2 separate regions of the Homo sapiens genome follow, and region 2 is linked to region 1. Evidence: read pairs that join two places in POLR2A ChIA-PET (ENCODE). Cell type or tissue: OCI-LY7. All regions are shown on one strand. Links, peaks and the distances in the headings refer to the core of each region. The heading gives the core; the rest is flanking DNA.

What was found. ChIA-PET counts read pairs that join two places held together with the same protein. Peaks named below come from ENCODE experiments on the same cell type or tissue, not always from the same donor. Only the 100,000 strongest peaks of a DNase experiment are listed, where the experiment ranks them.
Region 2: POLR2A ChIA-PET joins it to region 1 with 5 read pairs; 7 of 35 experiments call an interaction of 5 or more read pairs at or near these places.

Annotation. Positions count from the first base shown.
Region 1 is chr1:225,656,776-225,665,109 of GRCh38, reverse strand. No RefSeq gene overlaps it. Among named protein-coding and RNA genes, the nearest start is that of ENAH, 7.8 kb to the right of the region's middle. In OCI-LY7, for the core only: no CTCF peak of the experiment used is centred there; a DNase peak (open chromatin) is centred at 4,389; H3K4me3 peaks cover 952 bases; H3K27ac peaks cover 1,110 bases.
Region 2 is chr1:225,929,575-225,937,848 of GRCh38, reverse strand. It overlaps LEFTY2 (left-right determination factor 2), which reads left to right. Exons shown (of 4, transcript NM_003240.5): 4 at 45-1,246. The coding sequence ends at 408. Among named protein-coding and RNA genes, the nearest start is that of LEFTY2, 7.5 kb to the left of the region's middle. In OCI-LY7, for the core only: no CTCF peak of the experiment used is centred there; no DNase peak of the experiment used is centred there; H3K4me3 peaks cover 623 bases; H3K27ac peaks cover 1,492 bases.

The sequences.
Region 1 (8,334 bases), core at 239-8,238:
TTATGGGAAGTTGTTGAAGAAGAGAATGGGTCTATCAGTTAGCTTTTATTGTAAAACAAACTACTCCACAACTTTAGTGGCCTTAAAACAGTGGGTTGACTGGGCAGTTATTTTGGTCTAGATGAGCTCACCTGGGGCTGGATGGTCTAGAACGGTCTCATGCACAGTCTTTCAGTTGGCAGGCCACTGGTCCAGGGCCTCAGCTTGAGCAACTTGATTCTACTCCATGAAGTCTCTCATTCTTCAATAAACCCGTCCAGGCTTCTTCACATGGCCATCATAGGTTTCCAGAGAGCAGCAAGAAAGGGTGGGCCCTGATGCAAAAAGCCCTTTACAAGTCTCTGCTTGTGTCACATTTGCTATTGTACCACTGTCCAAAGCAAGTCACAGGGCCGAGCTCAGGGTTAGTGAGGGAGAGGCCAACCAAAAGCATGGATATTGACAGCGTAATGATTGTGACAATTTTTGTAAAAAATCTGCCACAGTTAAGAAGGAGGGAAGGATAAAGGAAGGAAGAAAATGAGGGAGATCCAGGGACTTTGTGGTGCTGCACCCTCTATTACTCTGGTCTATCATTCTGTTGAGGTGAGCAGGCTGTTGGCACAAGCTTAACTTCAAAGGAGCCCAGGGCATCTGTGGAAGCACCTATGGCTGTGTTTGAACCTGTGGAAATATTACCCTCAGAGGTTTCTGCTTTCTGGGTTTGTTTGTTTGTTTTTGAGACAGAGTCTCGCTCTGTTGCCCAGGCTGGAGTGCAGTGGCATGATCTCAGCCCACTGCAATCTCCACCTCCCGGGTTCAAGTGATTTTCCTGCCTCAGCTTCCCAAGTAGTTGAGACTACAGGTGCCCGCCACCACAGCCAGCTAATTTTTTTGTATTTTTAGTAGAGATGGGGTTTCACTATGTTAGACAGTATGGGATGGTCTCCATCTCCTGACCGTGTGATCCGCCCTCCTCAGCCTCCCAAAATGCTGGGATTACAGGCGTGAGCCACCATGCCCAGTCTGTTTGTTTTTTGAGACAGAGTCTTGCTCTGTCTCCCAGGCTGGAGTGCAGTGGTGCGATCTCCGCTCACTGCAACTTTCATCTCCTGGGTTCAGGCGATTCTCCTGCCTCAGCCTTCCGAGTAGCTGGGACTATAGGCATGTGCCACCACACCCGGCTAATTTTAGTATTTTTAGTAGAGACGGCGTTTCACCATGTTGGTCAGGCTGGTCTCGAACTCCTGACCTCAGGAGATCTGCCCGCCGTGGCCTCCCAAAGAGTTGGGATTACACAGGCGTGAACCACCTGGCCCGGCCAGGTATCTGTTCTTTATAAATTGACTGCCACCACCAAAGAAAAATCATTCCCTCACCCATTCCTCCTACCCCACTCAAGAATGTTGTTCTTGTTTAGTTAAACCCACGCTCCCTAGCTGGAGGCTCTTTGAGTAGTTGTGGATTTGGTTGCCCAATATACTATTTTATGTCCTACCCCTTGAAGTAAGAGAGCTGTCTTCCTGACCAAGGGTGGGCCCATGATTTGGTTCTGGCCAATAAGAGAACCTCTTCACCCTGGTTGCAGCCAGTGGTTCAGGATGACCATGTGACTCCTGGTCCAATCAGAGAGACCTTGCTACTTGGACAGATTGTCCAGCTTTGGGATCACAGTACTGGTAGAAAGTGAAGTTGGGACTATATATAGGAGGAGAAAATAGGTCAAAACACAAAGAAAGGCAAAGATAGGCAGAACTAAGAGATGGAGAGGATGCCATTGTTTGAGCCCCTGGATCTAGCTAGCCGGAAGAGCATACTGAAAATATACAGTAACATTAAGCTACTTTGAATTGGATTTCTATCACCAGCAACCAGAATCCTAACAAAAAGACCGGATAGAAGGTAAAAGCAGAAAAGCTCTTTTTCTTTGATGCGGGTGATGCTAATGGTGGGAGTAGTTAAGTTGGCATCAGGACCCCTTGTTATTATACTCCACTGACTGTTCTCTCTTGGAGCCCCATCATTGAGAGCCAGTTAAGGGCCTTATAGTCTTTTTTTTTTTTTTTTTTTTTTTTTTTTTTTTGAGACAGAGTCTAGCTCTGTTGCCCAGGCTGGAGTGCAGCGGCCCATCTCAGCTCACTGCAACCTCTGCCTCCCGGATTCAAGCGATTCTTCTGCCTCAGCCTCCTGAGTAGCTGGGATAACAGGTACCTGCTACCATGAAGGGCCTTATATTCTATTGGTTGATGCCAAATGAATAGAACTTAACCAAGAGAGCAAATTGCCTCATTAACTTTATTTATTTATTTATTGAGACACGATCTGGCCCTGTAGCCCAGGTTGGTGTGCAGTGGCATGATCTCAGCTCACTGAAACCTCTGCCTCCTGGGCTCAAGCCATCCTCCCACCTCAGCCTCCTAAGTAGCTGGATCTACAAGGCATGCACCACCAAGCCCGGCTAATTTTTGTATTTTTGGTAGAGGCAAGGTTTTTCAATGTTGCCCAGGCTGGTCTTGAACTCCTGGACTCAAGCAATTGCCCGCCTTAGCCTCCCAAAGTGCTGGGATTACAGGTGTGAGCCACCTCTACCTAGACTGCTTTAATTCTTCCTTCCCTATTCTATCTCCTCATCTAGTTTTGGAACAGAGTTACTCTGGAAAGCAACTCTTGAATCAAACCTGACATAAACTATTAACTTAGCTAGTTACATCAACTTTCAAAATTAAACAGACTGTCCAGTGCTTGGGATACCAGAAGACCATGAAGAATCACAGGCCAGCTTTCTTAGGAATTGCTTCTTAACTTAATTTGGGCATCATTCAGTAGGAAAAGAATGCCACGCCAGACTTGATATTAAACAGAGGCCGGAAGATATAAATAACTCAAATAAAGCAAATCAAGAATCACCATCTCACTAGTAGGAGGAGAGAAAATAAAGTGAAAAATAAGAAGGAAAAGACCAGACTGTGAACTTTTGAAGGGAAATATTATTTGCAAGTGAGAGACACTGAATAAAATCAAGTACAATGAGTTCCTCAGTGAACATTACAAAAAAACACACAAAACAGGAGCTATTTAAAGACTAATTATGAGATGTTGACAGATATAAAATGCCACCTGAGTTAGACAAGAAAACCTGAATGGGAAGCTAGGATAGTGGTTTTCTATTCAGGGCCTTTCCCTGAAATATAAGCACCCTCATTGGTGATAAATTTTAAATGAGCAAGTCCTAAAAAAAAGTTTTTCACAAGAATATAAATGAAGAAATAGATGAGTTATTGTCAAAGATTTTGGTACATCTCATCCTAGAGTAAGACTTTTATGGCAAATTGCTTTGCAGACAACCAAAGCTAAATATAGCATCAGGTTACTTTTGGGGTACAGTATCCCTTAGCTACTCTCTGAATCTAATTAGAACGTTAATAAAAAGAATGCTAGACATTCTCAGAACACCTTTAAAAACACACTGGCGCCGGGTGCGGTGGCTCATGCCTGTAATCCCAGCATTTTGGGAGGCCGAGGTGAGTGGATCACGAGGTCAGGAGATTGAGATCATCCTGGCTAACACGGTGAAAACCCGTCTTTACTAAAAATACAAAAAATTAGCCAGGCGTGGTGGCGGGCGCCTGTAGTCCCAGCTGCTCGGGAGGCTGAGGCAGGAGAATGGCGTGAATGCGGGAGGCAGAGCTTGCAGTGAGCCGAGATCGCGCCACTGCACTCCAGCCTGGGCAACAGAGTGACACTCCGTCTCAAAAAAAACCCCCAAAAAACAAAAACAAAAACATTGGCTTACAAGTATATGCATATATCCAAACTCAGCAAATTGTATACATTAAATATAGGCAGTTTTTTTAAAAAAAATACAAAAACACAAGAGACAACACACACACACACACACACGCACAGGCTTGGCTTTATTTTGTTTATCACCCTGTGTTCAACAAAAACTGTTAGCATTTCTATGAGTTTTTTGTTTACTGAGTTGGTTTAAGTAACTCTATCCCTATAAGCTTTATAAAACCTCCACTAGTTGTATGCCTGAAATATCTAAGTTGAAGGAGTGGTGAGTGAATGAATGGCTACTGGCTACTTCTCTAGTAGCATTACTGTTCTGGAAATGAAGTCCTAACATTAATTTGGAGTTGTAATTTGGAGGCTCATTTAACTCATTTATTGAGCCCCTACAGTGCACAAAGCCACAAGCCTAAGCACTAGGAATCAAATCTGTGCCTAAGGGAAGGCCTTATTTATTGCTTGGGAGATAGAAGTGTCATGATTTACCAGATAGGATATCTCTGTAGTTTCTAGTGGCAGAATGAGGAAGTTAAGGAATTGAGAGTATTTTGTTTGTTTTATTTTTACCTTCCATTTCCTAAGTGGGCCTTGAGGCTTTTTTTTCTTTTCTTTTTTTAATCAGAGGAAGTAAAGTGAAATAGAAGAGATCCTGTGGTGCAGAGGTTAAGAGTGTGGGCTATGAAACTGGCCTTTCTGGCCTTCTCATTTACTAGCTGTGTGACTTCGGGCAAGTCTCTTAACCTTTCTGTGCCTCACTTTCATGAGTTGTATAGCAGGCATGACTATAATGATACCCACTTCATAGGAATATTGTGAAGATTAATGGAGTTAATATAAGTAAGTGCCTAGCAGGTGAGTAAATATGACTATTGGTCAACCAATCACTTAGCTACATTCATCTCTTACATTCCTGCCACTCAAATAACATTATTTTTCTTAAATATAAAGCTTGTTTGTGTCAGACTCCATCTAAGGTAGGTATTCCCACAGAGAGGGGCCTGAAATAAGAGGCTAAATTTAAATTTTTCCCTCAATGGCTTTAATTATTGATTTGCAGTTCAATTCATTTGCTACCAAATAGAGTATTCAATCACTGGCTACTTTGATCAAAGAACCCAACAGCTTCATATACAAAATGAGTACAATATCAACATTTTACTTCATTAAAAGTCGGTACTCATGATAAGTGAGTTAAGGGTATTAGAATGTTTGGAGGCCAAATGAAAGTATTATAACTAATGACACATAATGACATTATTTATCTGATTATTTCCTGCCTTTCAATTTTAGAAAGACTTGACTAGAGGCTGAATTTGGACATTAAACCCAAGAAAATGAACATTTGAAGGTAATTTCTCAAAGTAGAATTTGGCCAGGTCACCAGGCTTAGCAACCGTTTCAAAGAGAAAGATAACTGAGATTTTTAATGAGCTTTGAAACTTACCTAAAGGTGGGATAAAAGTGTGGTGTTAAGCAGTGTGAATTTTTCTTTTTTTTTTTTTTTTTTTTTTTTTTTTGAGGCAGAGTCTCACTCTGTTGCCCAGGCTGGAGTGCAATGGCACGATCTCGGCTCACTGCAACCTCCCCCTCCCAGGTTTAAGCGATTCTCCTGCCTCAGCTTCCCGAGTAGCTGGGACTACAGGCGTACGCCACCATGCTCAGCTAATTTTTGTATTCTTAATAGAGATGGGGTTTCACCACATTGGCCAGGATGGTCTCAATCTCCTGACCTCGTGATCTGCCCACCTCAGCCTCTCAAAGTGCTGGGATTACAGGTGTGAGCCACCGCACCCGGCCTGTGAATTAATTTTAGACAGCTTGTTTAGGATACATCCTAGTGGTAATATCTTTCTTCTGTACTGTAATTAGCCAGAAAATAATCTTTTATTTAATAACATTTTTTCTGATCTCCTTTGAGGAAATACTCTAAGGTCAGTTGTCACCTGATCGTATTGTCTGTGAAAATTGAGTGGTATTCTAGTTTTATTACAATAAATCACTTCAATGCGAGAAAGAGGGTACCAATTTTTTTTTTACCTAGCTACCAGCTAGATTTTATAAAATAGGGGCTAAGAGTTCAGAATTAGATTATGATGATCGTTTCTCTTTCTTTCTTTCTTCTTTCTTTCCTTTCTTTCTTTCTTTCTTTCTTTCTTTCTTTCTTTCTCTTTCTCTCTCTCTCTCTCTCTCCCTCCCTCTCTCTCTCTCTCTCCTTCTTTCTTTCTTGACGAACTTTTGCTCTTGTTGCCCAGGCTGGAGTGCAATGGCACGGCCTCAGCTCACCGTAACCTCTGCCTCCCAGGTTCAAGCGATTCTCCTGCCTCAGCCTCCCAAGTAGCTGGGATTACAGGCATGCGCCACCACTCCCAGCTAATATTTTTGTATTTTTAGTAGAGACAGGGTTTCTCCATGTTGATCAGGCAGGTCTCGAACTCCCGACCTTAGGTGGTCTGACTGCCTTGGCCTCCTAAAGTGCTGGGATTACAAGTGTGAGCCACCGCGCCCGGATGGTGATGGTTCTTTTCTATTTTCTTTTTATTTTTTGGGACAGGGTTTTGCTCTGTCACCCAGGCTGGAGTGCAGTGGTGTGATTATGGCTCACTGCAGCCTCAACCTCCTGGCTCAAGCCATCCTCCACCCTCAGCTTCCTATGTAGTTGGGTCTACAGGTGCATGCCACCATGCCTAGCTAGAATTTTATTTTTTAGAGAGATAGAGTCTCACTATATTGCCCAGCCTGGTCTCGAACTCCTGGGCTCAAGTGATCCTCCTGCCTCAGCCTTCCAAAGGGCCAAGATTACAAGCATGAGCCACTGCACCAGGCTCGACACTTATTTTCAATCCAATTTCTAAAGCACTATAATTTGATTGTTATCTAGATATGGGGACCACCTGCCATATTCTTTAAATGGTGGCCATAGCTGAATTTTGTGGGAAAAAATGCATTGCATTTTATAGAATATGGCCTCTATAGACTAATGTTACTCCAAAACCATTCAGGCTATGGGAATCTTCTGCCAAATCTAAACACTGTAGAGCTAAGAAAAGAAAGAGACTCTGGGGAAGACGAAATGAAATTAACTGAATAAATCCTAATTTGGAAGGGAGAAAAATGACAAATGGAAGAAAAATGCAAAAGGCAGAGAGGCAAATAGTTTCCTCTAATGTCTGTGTCTCCTGATAATATTTTAGAGCTGACATTATATATGGGCAGCTAAAGCTGAAAGATGAGAAATAAAAATATCTTGAATCCTACTGGAATATCATGTTCTACGTTATTTTTTTTTCCATTCTTGGGGACACAAACAAAAATTACACTGTGAACTAACTGCCACAAAAGAAAACAAAATACTGTTAGGTATAAGCAGAAAGTGTACAATCAAGTTCACTCCAAACTACCTTCTCTTCCTCACCCATCTGTAAAGTAACTTAATTTTTCGAGGGAGAGCCTTTTTTTTGGGTGATGGGGGAGACCGTGCCTACAATCCTTAGCATTGATTTCCTAACTGCTGAGTAGCATTAGTCACGCATCCTCCTCATGCCCATAAATGGAGGACAAGCCTACACTGATGCTATCAGATGAATTTAAACAAGGCATGTTCCAAGTGAACCCTCAGAGCCAGACTGACAACACTCCTGCAGCAAACTCATCTTCAACAGGAGCAAATTTTATTTCCTTTTCTGAGTACACACTGCTAACAAATGTATAGGCCAATGTGATGGCTCTGTACTGTACACCTAGGGCTTGGAGCAGGCCTCCTACTGTGATATTAAGCAGGGGTGGCTGGGCGCGGTGGCCCATGCCTGTAATTCCAGCACTTTGGGAGGCCGTAGCGGGTAGATCACCTGAGGTGAGGGGTTAGAGACCTGCCTGGCCAACATGTTAAAACCTGTCTCTACTAAAAATATGAAAATTAGCTGGGTGTGGTGGCGGGCGCCTGTAATCCCAGCTACTGGGGAGGCTAAGGCAGGAGAACCCCTCGAACCTGGGAGGAGGCTGCAGTGAGCAGGGCTCTCACCACTGCACTCCAGCCTGGGCAACAGAGCAAGAGTCGGTCGAAAAAAAAAAAAAGCATGGGTAAAAGTTTATCTAAGAGAAAGTTGAGGTCTATATACTTGATGTTAACAACAGAGTATATTTCTTTTGATGAATAGTTTTTAATTAGAGAAGTCATTCACTCATTTATTCATTCACCTTTTAAATACCTAGGTGCCTACATGATGGGCCAGCCATTGGGCCTTGGGCCAGCAACCCTTATGAGAGAAGAGTTCAAATGATTTCCACTATTCAGCCAAGCCAACACAATCTCAGCTAATTTTTAGTTTTTAATTTTAATTGTTTAGAGACAGGTTCTGTCTCTCAGGCTGGAGTGCAGTGGCTGGATCATAGCTCACTGCAGCCTCGAATCCCTGGGCTCAAACAATCTTCTTGCCTCAGCCTCCTGAGCAGCTGAGACCACAGGGGCGTGCTACAATACCTGGCTCATATTTTTTTTCTTTGAGACGGAGTCTCGCTCTGTCTCCCAGGCTGGAGTACAGTGGCACAATCTCAGCTCACTGC
Region 2 (8,274 bases), core at 1-8,000, 270 kb before region 1:
AGCCTCCCAGATGACCTCTGACCCTGCTCTCCTTGCCCACACAGAGCTCAGGGCGACTGTGACCCTGAAGCACCAATGACCGAGGGCACCCGCTGCTGCCGCCAGGAGATGTACATTGACCTGCAGGGGATGAAGTGGGCCAAGAACTGGGTGCTGGAGCCCCCGGGCTTCCTGGCTTACGAGTGTGTGGGCACCTGCCAGCAGCCCCCGGAGGCCCTGGCCTTCAATTGGCCATTTCTGGGGCCGCGACAGTGTATCGCCTCGGAGACTGCCTCGCTGCCCATGATCGTCAGCATCAAGGAGGGAGGCAGGACCAGGCCCCAGGTGGTCAGCCTGCCCAACATGAGGGTGCAGAAGTGCAGCTGTGCCTCGGATGGGGCGCTCGTGCCAAGGAGGCTCCAGCCATAGGCGCCTGGTGTATCCATTGAGCCCTCTAACTGAACGTGTGCATAGAGGTGGTCTTAATGTAGGTCTTAACTTTATACTTAGCAAGTTACTCCATCCCAATTTAGTGCTCCTGTGTGACCTTCGCCCTGTGTCCTTCCATTTCCTGTCTTTCCCGTCCATCACCCATCCTAAGCACTTACGTGAGTAAATAATGCAGCTCAGATGCTGAGCTCTAGTAGGAAATGCTGGCATGCTGATTACAAGATACAGCTGAGCAATGCACACATTTTCAGCTGGGAGTTTCTGTTCTCTGGCAAATTCTTCACTGAGTCTGGAACAATAATACCCTATGATTAGAACTGGGGAAACAGAACTGAATTGCTGTGTTATATGAGGAATTAAAACCTTCAAATCTCTATTTCCCCCAAATACTGACCCATTCTGGACTTTTGTAAACATACCTAGGCCCCTGTTCCCCTGAGAGGGTGCTAAGAGGAAGGATGAAGGGCTTCAGGCTGGGGGCAGTGGACAGGGAATTGGGATACCTGGATTCTGGTTCTGACAGGGCCACAAGCTAGGATCTCTAACAAACGCAGAAGGCTTTGGCTCGTCATTTCCTCTTAAAAAGGAGGAGCTGGGCTTCAGCTCTAAGAACTTCATTGCCCTGGGGATCAGACAGCCCCTACCTACCCCTGCCCACTCCTCTGGAGACTGAGCCTTGCCCGTGCATATTTAGGTCATTTCCCACACTGTCTTAGAGAACTTGTCACCAGAAACCACATGTATTTGCATGTTTTTTGTTAATTTAGCTAAAGCAATTGAATGTAGATACTCAGAAGAAATAAAAAATGATGTTTCACTCTGTGTCTGTTTTTAATTTCCAGGAGCAATAATGGGGAATGAGAGCAACACAATGATCTGAAGAAAGGACCCCCAACCTCTAGGGCGCAAGACTATAATAGTTAAATTTATATAGATGAGGCTTTCATTTATGATATTTCTATTTTCTCACACAACTCTCATTCCAAAAATATTAAACAATCACTCACGGATGTCTCCTCTTTAGTTTATGTGTTGCCAAAGCAAGCACTGCAGCCTCATTTTTTTTTTTTTGAGACAGAGTGTGGCTCTGTCACCCAGGCTGGAATGCAGTGGCACGATCATGGCTCACCGCAAACTCCGCCTCCCTCCCAGGTTTAAGCAATTCTCACGCCTCAGCCTCCCGAATTACAGGCATGTGCCACCATGCCCAGCTAATTTTTTTTTTTTTTTGAGACGGAGTCTCACTCTGTTGCCCAGGCTGTAGTGCAGTGGCATGATCTCGGTTCACTGCAACCTCCTCCTCCTGGGTTCAAGCAATTCTCCTGCCTCAGGCTCCCTAGTAGCTGGGACTATAGGCGACCACCACCATGGCCAGCTAATTTTTTGGGTTTTGTTGTTGTTGTTGTTGAGATGAGTCTCGCACTGTCACCTGGGCGGAAGTGCAGTGGCGTGATCTCAGCTCACTGCAACCTCTGCCTCCCAGGTTCAAGCGATTCTCCTGCCTCAGCCTCCCAAGTAGCTGGGATTACAGGCGCCCACCACCACGCCCGGCTAATTTTTTGTATTTTTAGTAGAGATGGGGTTTCCCCATGTTGGCCAGGCTGGTCTCGAACTCCTGATCTCGTGATTCACCTGCCTCGGCCTCCCAAAGTGCTGGGATTACAGGTGTGAGCCACCGTGCCCGGCCCTTGGTATTTTTTTAGTAGAGACTGGGTTTCACCATGTTGGCCCGGCTGGTTTCGAACTCCTGATTTCAGGTGATCCGACCGCCTTGGCCTCCCAAAATGCTGGGATTACAGGCATAAGCCACTGTGCCCAGCCTAATTTTTGCATCTTTTAGTAGAGACGGGGTTTTGCTATTTGGCCAGGCTGGTCTTGAACTCCTGACCTCAAGTGATCCGCCCGCCTCAGTTTCCCAAAGTGCTGGGATTACAGGCGTGAGCCACGGTGCCCGGCCTACCTCCTCTTTAGAAAGCACTGTAACCCCTACAATAGTGGTGATGGGCAATGGGGGTTGACAATAGTGTGGTAAGCGAGCTAACATTTCTTATCATTCACTATGAACCAGGGAACTGGACTAGGCATTGTCACATGTCACTTAATTCTTGCAGCTATCCCATAAGGTGGGTATTATTAATCCTATTTTTTAGATGAAGAAACAGCCTGAGGTAATGCGAGCATGTTGAATCTCTATCCCACAGAATGGGTTATAAACTTCTTCCTATGCCAGTCCCCAATAAGCTGCTCTGCTGATGACACAGGCATCAGGTTAAAATGTCATTTGGGAGCTGTCTTATGCAATTCCCCTCCATTTAGCTTTCCCATTGAGCTGGGTTTCCTTATGCTTGTCTATGGAGAAAGTTATACAGTCATATACCGCAAAATGATAGTTCGGTCAATGACAGACCACATACACAATGGTGGTCCCATAAGATTACAATGGAGCTGAAAAATCCCTATGGTCTAGTGACATCATAGTCATTATAATGTCCTAGCACAACCCATTACTCATGTGTTTGTGGTGATGCTGATATAAACACACTTACTGTGCTGTCAGTTGTATAAAAACATAGCACATGCTAGGCCGGGCATGGTGGCTCACGCCTGTAATCCTAGCACTGTGGGAGGCTGAGGAGGGTGGATCACCTGGAGTCAGGAGTTCGAGGCCAGCCTGACCAATATAGTAAAACCCCTTCTCTACTAAAAAAACAGAAACTAGTCAGGCGTGGTGGCGGGTGCCTGTAGTCCCAGTTACTCAGGAGGATGAGACAGGAGAAGAATCACTTGAACCCTGGAGACGGAGGTTGCAGTGAGCTGATATCACACCACTGCACTCCAGTCTGGGTAACAGAGTGAGACTCCATCTCAAAAAATAAATAAAATAAAGCACAGCACATGTAATTATATATAGTATATAATACTTGATAAGTGACTGTTACTGTTATGTATTTACTATACTTTTTATTATTTTAGAGTACTCGTTCTACTTATTAAAAAAAAAAAGTTAACTGTAAAACAGGCTCAGGCGGTTCCTTCAGGAGGAATCCAGAAGAAGGCATTGTTATCATAAGAGATGACAGCTCCGTATATGTTATTGCCCCTGAAGACCTTCTACTGGGACAAGATGTGGAGGTGGAAGACAGTGATATTGCTGATCCTGACCCTGTGTAGGCCTAGGCTACTGTGTGTGTTTGTGTTTTATTTTTTAACAAAAAACTTAAAAATTAGAAAAAAAATAAACTTTTTAATAGAAAAAGTTTATAGAATAAGGATAAAAAGAGGCCAGGCGCGGTGGCTCATGCCTGTAATCCTAGCACTTTGGGAGGCCGAGGTGGCAAATTGGCTGAACTCAGGAGTTTGAGACCAGCCAGGGCAACATGGTGAAACCCCAACTCTACTAAAATACAAAAAAATTACCTGGGCATGGTGGCGCATGCCTATAGTCCCAGCTACTCGGGAAGCTGAGACAGGAGAATCACTTGGATCCGAGAGGCAGAAGTTGCAGTGAGCCGAGATCACACCACTGGACTCCAGCCTGGGCAACAGAGCAGGACTCTGTTCCCCTCCAAAAAAATAAAAGAATAAGGATAAAAAGAAAAATATTGTATAAATCTGTACAATATGTTTCTGTTTTAATTGTTATTACAAAAGAGTTGGCCAGGTGTGGTGGCTCATGCCTGTAATCCCAGCACTTTGGGAGGCTGAGGTGGGCGGATCACCTGAGGTCGCGAGTTCAAGACCAGCCTGACCAACATGGTGAAACCCTTTCTCTACTAAAAATATAAAATTAGCCGGGCATGGTGGTGCATGCCTGTAATCCCAGCTACTCGGGAGGCTGAGGCAGGAGAATCACTTGAACCTGGGAGGCAGAGGTTGCAGTGAGCTGAGATCGCACCATTGCACTCCAGCCTGGTGACAGAGTGAGACTCCGTTTCCAAAAAAAAAAAAGAGTCAAAAAGTTTCTTTTTAATTTAACGTTTATAAAAAAGTTACAGTAAGCTAAGGTCAATTATTAAAGAAAGAAAAATTTATTTTTACAAATTTAGTGTAGGCTAAGTATACAGTGTTGATAAAGTCTACAGTAGTGTACAGTAATGTCCTAAGCCTTCACATTCACTCATTACTCACTCACTGACTCACCCAAAGCAACCTCCACTCCTCCAAGCTCCATTCATGGCAAGTGCCCTATAGATGTTGTGCCATTTTAAAATATTTTACACTATATTTCTACTATATCTTCTCTATGTTTAGGTATGTTTAGATACACAAATACTTACCATTGTGTTACGATTGCCTACAGTATTCAGTACAGTAATATGCTGCACAGGTTTGTAGCCTAGGAGCAATAGGCTACACCACATAGTCTAGGTGTGTAGTAAACTCCACCGTGTAGGTTTATGTGAGTGCGCTCCATGATGTTTCCACAGCAATGAAATCGCCTAACAATGCATTTCTTAGAACACATCCCCATCGTTTTTTTTTTTTTTTTTTTTTGAGTTGGAGTCTTGCTCTGTCACCCAGGCTAGAGTGCAGTGGTGTGATCTCAGCTCACTGCAGACTCCGCCTCCCAGACTCAATCGATTCTCCTGCCTCAGCCTCCCAAGTAGCTGGGATTACAGGTACCCGCCACCGCGCTCAGCTAATTTTTGTATTTTTTAGTAGAGGCAGGGTTTCACCATCTTGGCCAGGCTGGTCTCCAACTCCCGACCTCATGATCCATCTACTTTGGCCTCCCAAAATGCTGGGATTACAGGCATGAACCACCGCACCAGGCCAATATCCCCATTGTTAAGTGAGGCATGGCTGTACTTCGGGATAAAGGACTCTCTATTTCTTACCTGCAAAGCTAATTAATACTAACTAAATAATAAGAGAAAAATAGGCTGGGTGTGGTGGCTCATGCCTGTAATCCCAGCACTTTGGGAGGCTGAGGCGGGTAGATCGCTCTAGGCCAAGGAGTTCTAGACCAGCCTGGCCAACATGGTGAAACCCCATCTCTACTAAAAATACAAAAATTAGCTGGGCATGGTGGTGCACACCTGTGATCCTAGCTACTCAGGAGGCTGAGGTAGAGAATCACTTGAACCTGGGAGGTGGAGGTTGCAGTGAGCCGAGATTGTGCCACTGCACTCCAGCCTGGGTGACAGAGCCAGACTCTGTCTCAAAAAAAAAATTAAAATCATAACAGAAGAAAAATAGAGCTAAAAAATGTCTAAAGAGGGCCAAGATTTTCCAGTTGGGGTATTGTAAATACCAGGGCATATGGTTGCTTTGTGTACCAGAAGGATATCAATATCCACCTGAAGAACTCTACCAGTTACACAGTGATGTATCTGTGGCTCTAAAAGATCTGTGGATTCCCAGGCAGTCACATGCAATCAGTGACAAAGATGGGCCTGCTCACACCAGGCTGAGTGTGAGCTAAAAAAAAAAAAAAAATGTAGGAGATTGGCTTCATTTCAAAATGTAAGGCGTGCTCATTAGGATAGGGAGACAGTGTGGTAGACAGAACGCTCTCCCCAAAGACACCTGGGCCCTAATCCTTGCAACCTGTGACTGTTATGTTACATAGCAAAAAGGACTCTGCAGATGTAATTAAGGTTACAAACCTTAAAATAGGGAGATTATCGTGGATTATCTGAGTGTGCCCAATCTAATCACATGAGCCCTTCAAAGCAGAGAACTTTCTCTGGCTGGAGGCAGGAGAGATGAGGTAGAAGGGAGAGGTCAAAGAGATCTGAAGCATGAGAAGGACTTGCCCTGCCATTGCTGGTCTGAAGATGAGGGAAGCCATGAGCTAGAGAATGTGAGTGGCCTCTAAAAGGTGGGCTGACTCCCAGCTGATAGCCAGCAAGGAAAGGGGACCTCAGATCTACACCCACATGGAAGTCGAATTCTGCCAACACTTGAATGAGTCTGAAGGTGGATCCTCCCCCAGAGCCTCCAGATAAGAGCCCAGATTATCAGCTGACATGGGGATTTGTCTTTATGAGACCTGGAGCAGAGAAACCAGCTGAGGCTACTCAGACTGTTTTTTTGTCTTGTTTTGTTTTGTTTTGTTTTGTTTTGTTTTAAAGACAGGGTCTCACTGCCACCCAGACTGGAGTAAAGCACGATCATAGCTCACTGCAGCCTCTATCTCCCAGGCTCAAGTGATCCTCCCACCTCCCTCTCCCCAAGTAGCTGGGACTACAGGCTCATACCACCATACTGGCTAATTTTTACAATTTTTGTAAAGACAGGGGTCTCCCTACATTGCCCAGCATGGCCTCAAACTCAGACTTTAAATCTACAAAATGTGAGATAAAGTTGTTTCATTTTAAGCAGCTAAATTTGTGATGAATTAATACAGCAGCAATAGAAAATTAATACAGACAGTAAGCCAAATCCCATTAGAAGTAGGATGTAATTACAATTTTTTTTCACTTAAAAGATGAAATAAAGGGCCAGGTGCAGTGGCTCAAGCCTGTAATGCCAGCGCTTTGGGAGGCCAAGGCAGGCAGATTGCTTGAGCCTGCGAGTTCAAAACCAAACTGTACAACATAGTGAGACCATCCCCATCATCTATACTTTAAAAAATACAAAAAATTAGCCAGGAGTAGTGGTTGTAGTTCCAGCTACTTGGCAGGCAGAAGTGGGAGGAGTGTTTGAGCCTGGGAAGTTGAGGCTGCAGTGAGCTGTGATGATGCCACTACACTTTAGCCTGGGTGACACAGCAAGAACTTGTCTCAAAAAATAAATAAATAAATAAATAAATAAATAACATTAAAGATAATTTTTAATGTATTGCAAACCACCCATAATCCCACCATCCTAAAACAAAATTATTTTGGTTTTTGCATATCACCTGTTTCCATGCAGCATGAGTAAATACTTATTTTAAAAACCAAGGTTTTGGCTGGGCACGATGGCTCACGCCTGTAATCCCAGCACTTTGGGAGGCCGAGGTGGGTGGATCACGAGGTCAGGAGATGGAGACCATCCTGGCTAACATGGTGAAACTCTGTCTCTACTAAAAAAAAAAAAAAACAAAACAACAAAAAAAATTAGCCAGGCGTGGTGGTGGGCACCTGTAGTCCCAGCTACTCGGGAGGCTGAGGCAGGAGGATGGTGTGAACCCGGGAGGCGGAGCTTGCAGTGAGCTGAGATCCCGCCACTGCACTCCAGCCTGGGGCGACAGAGCGAGACTCTGTCTCAAAAAAAAAAAAAAAAAAAAAATCAAGGTTTTGGCCAGGTATGGTGGCTCACGCTTGTAATCCCAGCACTTTGGGAGGCCAAGGTGGGTGGATCACCTGAGGTCAGGGGTTCGAGACCAGCTTGGCCAACACGGTGAAACCCCGTCTCTACTAAAAATACAAAAATTAGCTGGGTGTGGTGGTGCACACCTGTAGTCCCAGCTCCTCAGGAGGCTGGGGCAGGAGAATTACTTGAACCTGGGAGGCAGAGGTTGCAGTGTGCTGAGATTGCACCACTGTACTCCAGCCTGGGTGACAAAGCTAGACTCCGTCTCAAAAAAAAAAAAAAGTTTTTCTTATCTTTCTTTTTTTTTTAATTATACTTTAAGTTCTAGGGTACTTGTGCACAACGTACAGGTTTGTTACATATGTATACATGTGCCATGTTGGTGTGCTGCACCCATTAAGTCATCATTTACATTAGGTATATCTCCTAATGCTATCCCTCCCCCCTCCCCCTACCCCACAACAAGCCCTGGTGTGTGATGTTCCCCTTCCTGTGTCCAAGTGTTCTCATTGTTCAATTGCCACCTATGAGTGAGAACATGCGGTGTTTGGTTTTTTGTTCTTGCGATAGTTTGCTTTTTTTTCTTTCTTTTCTTTTTCTTTT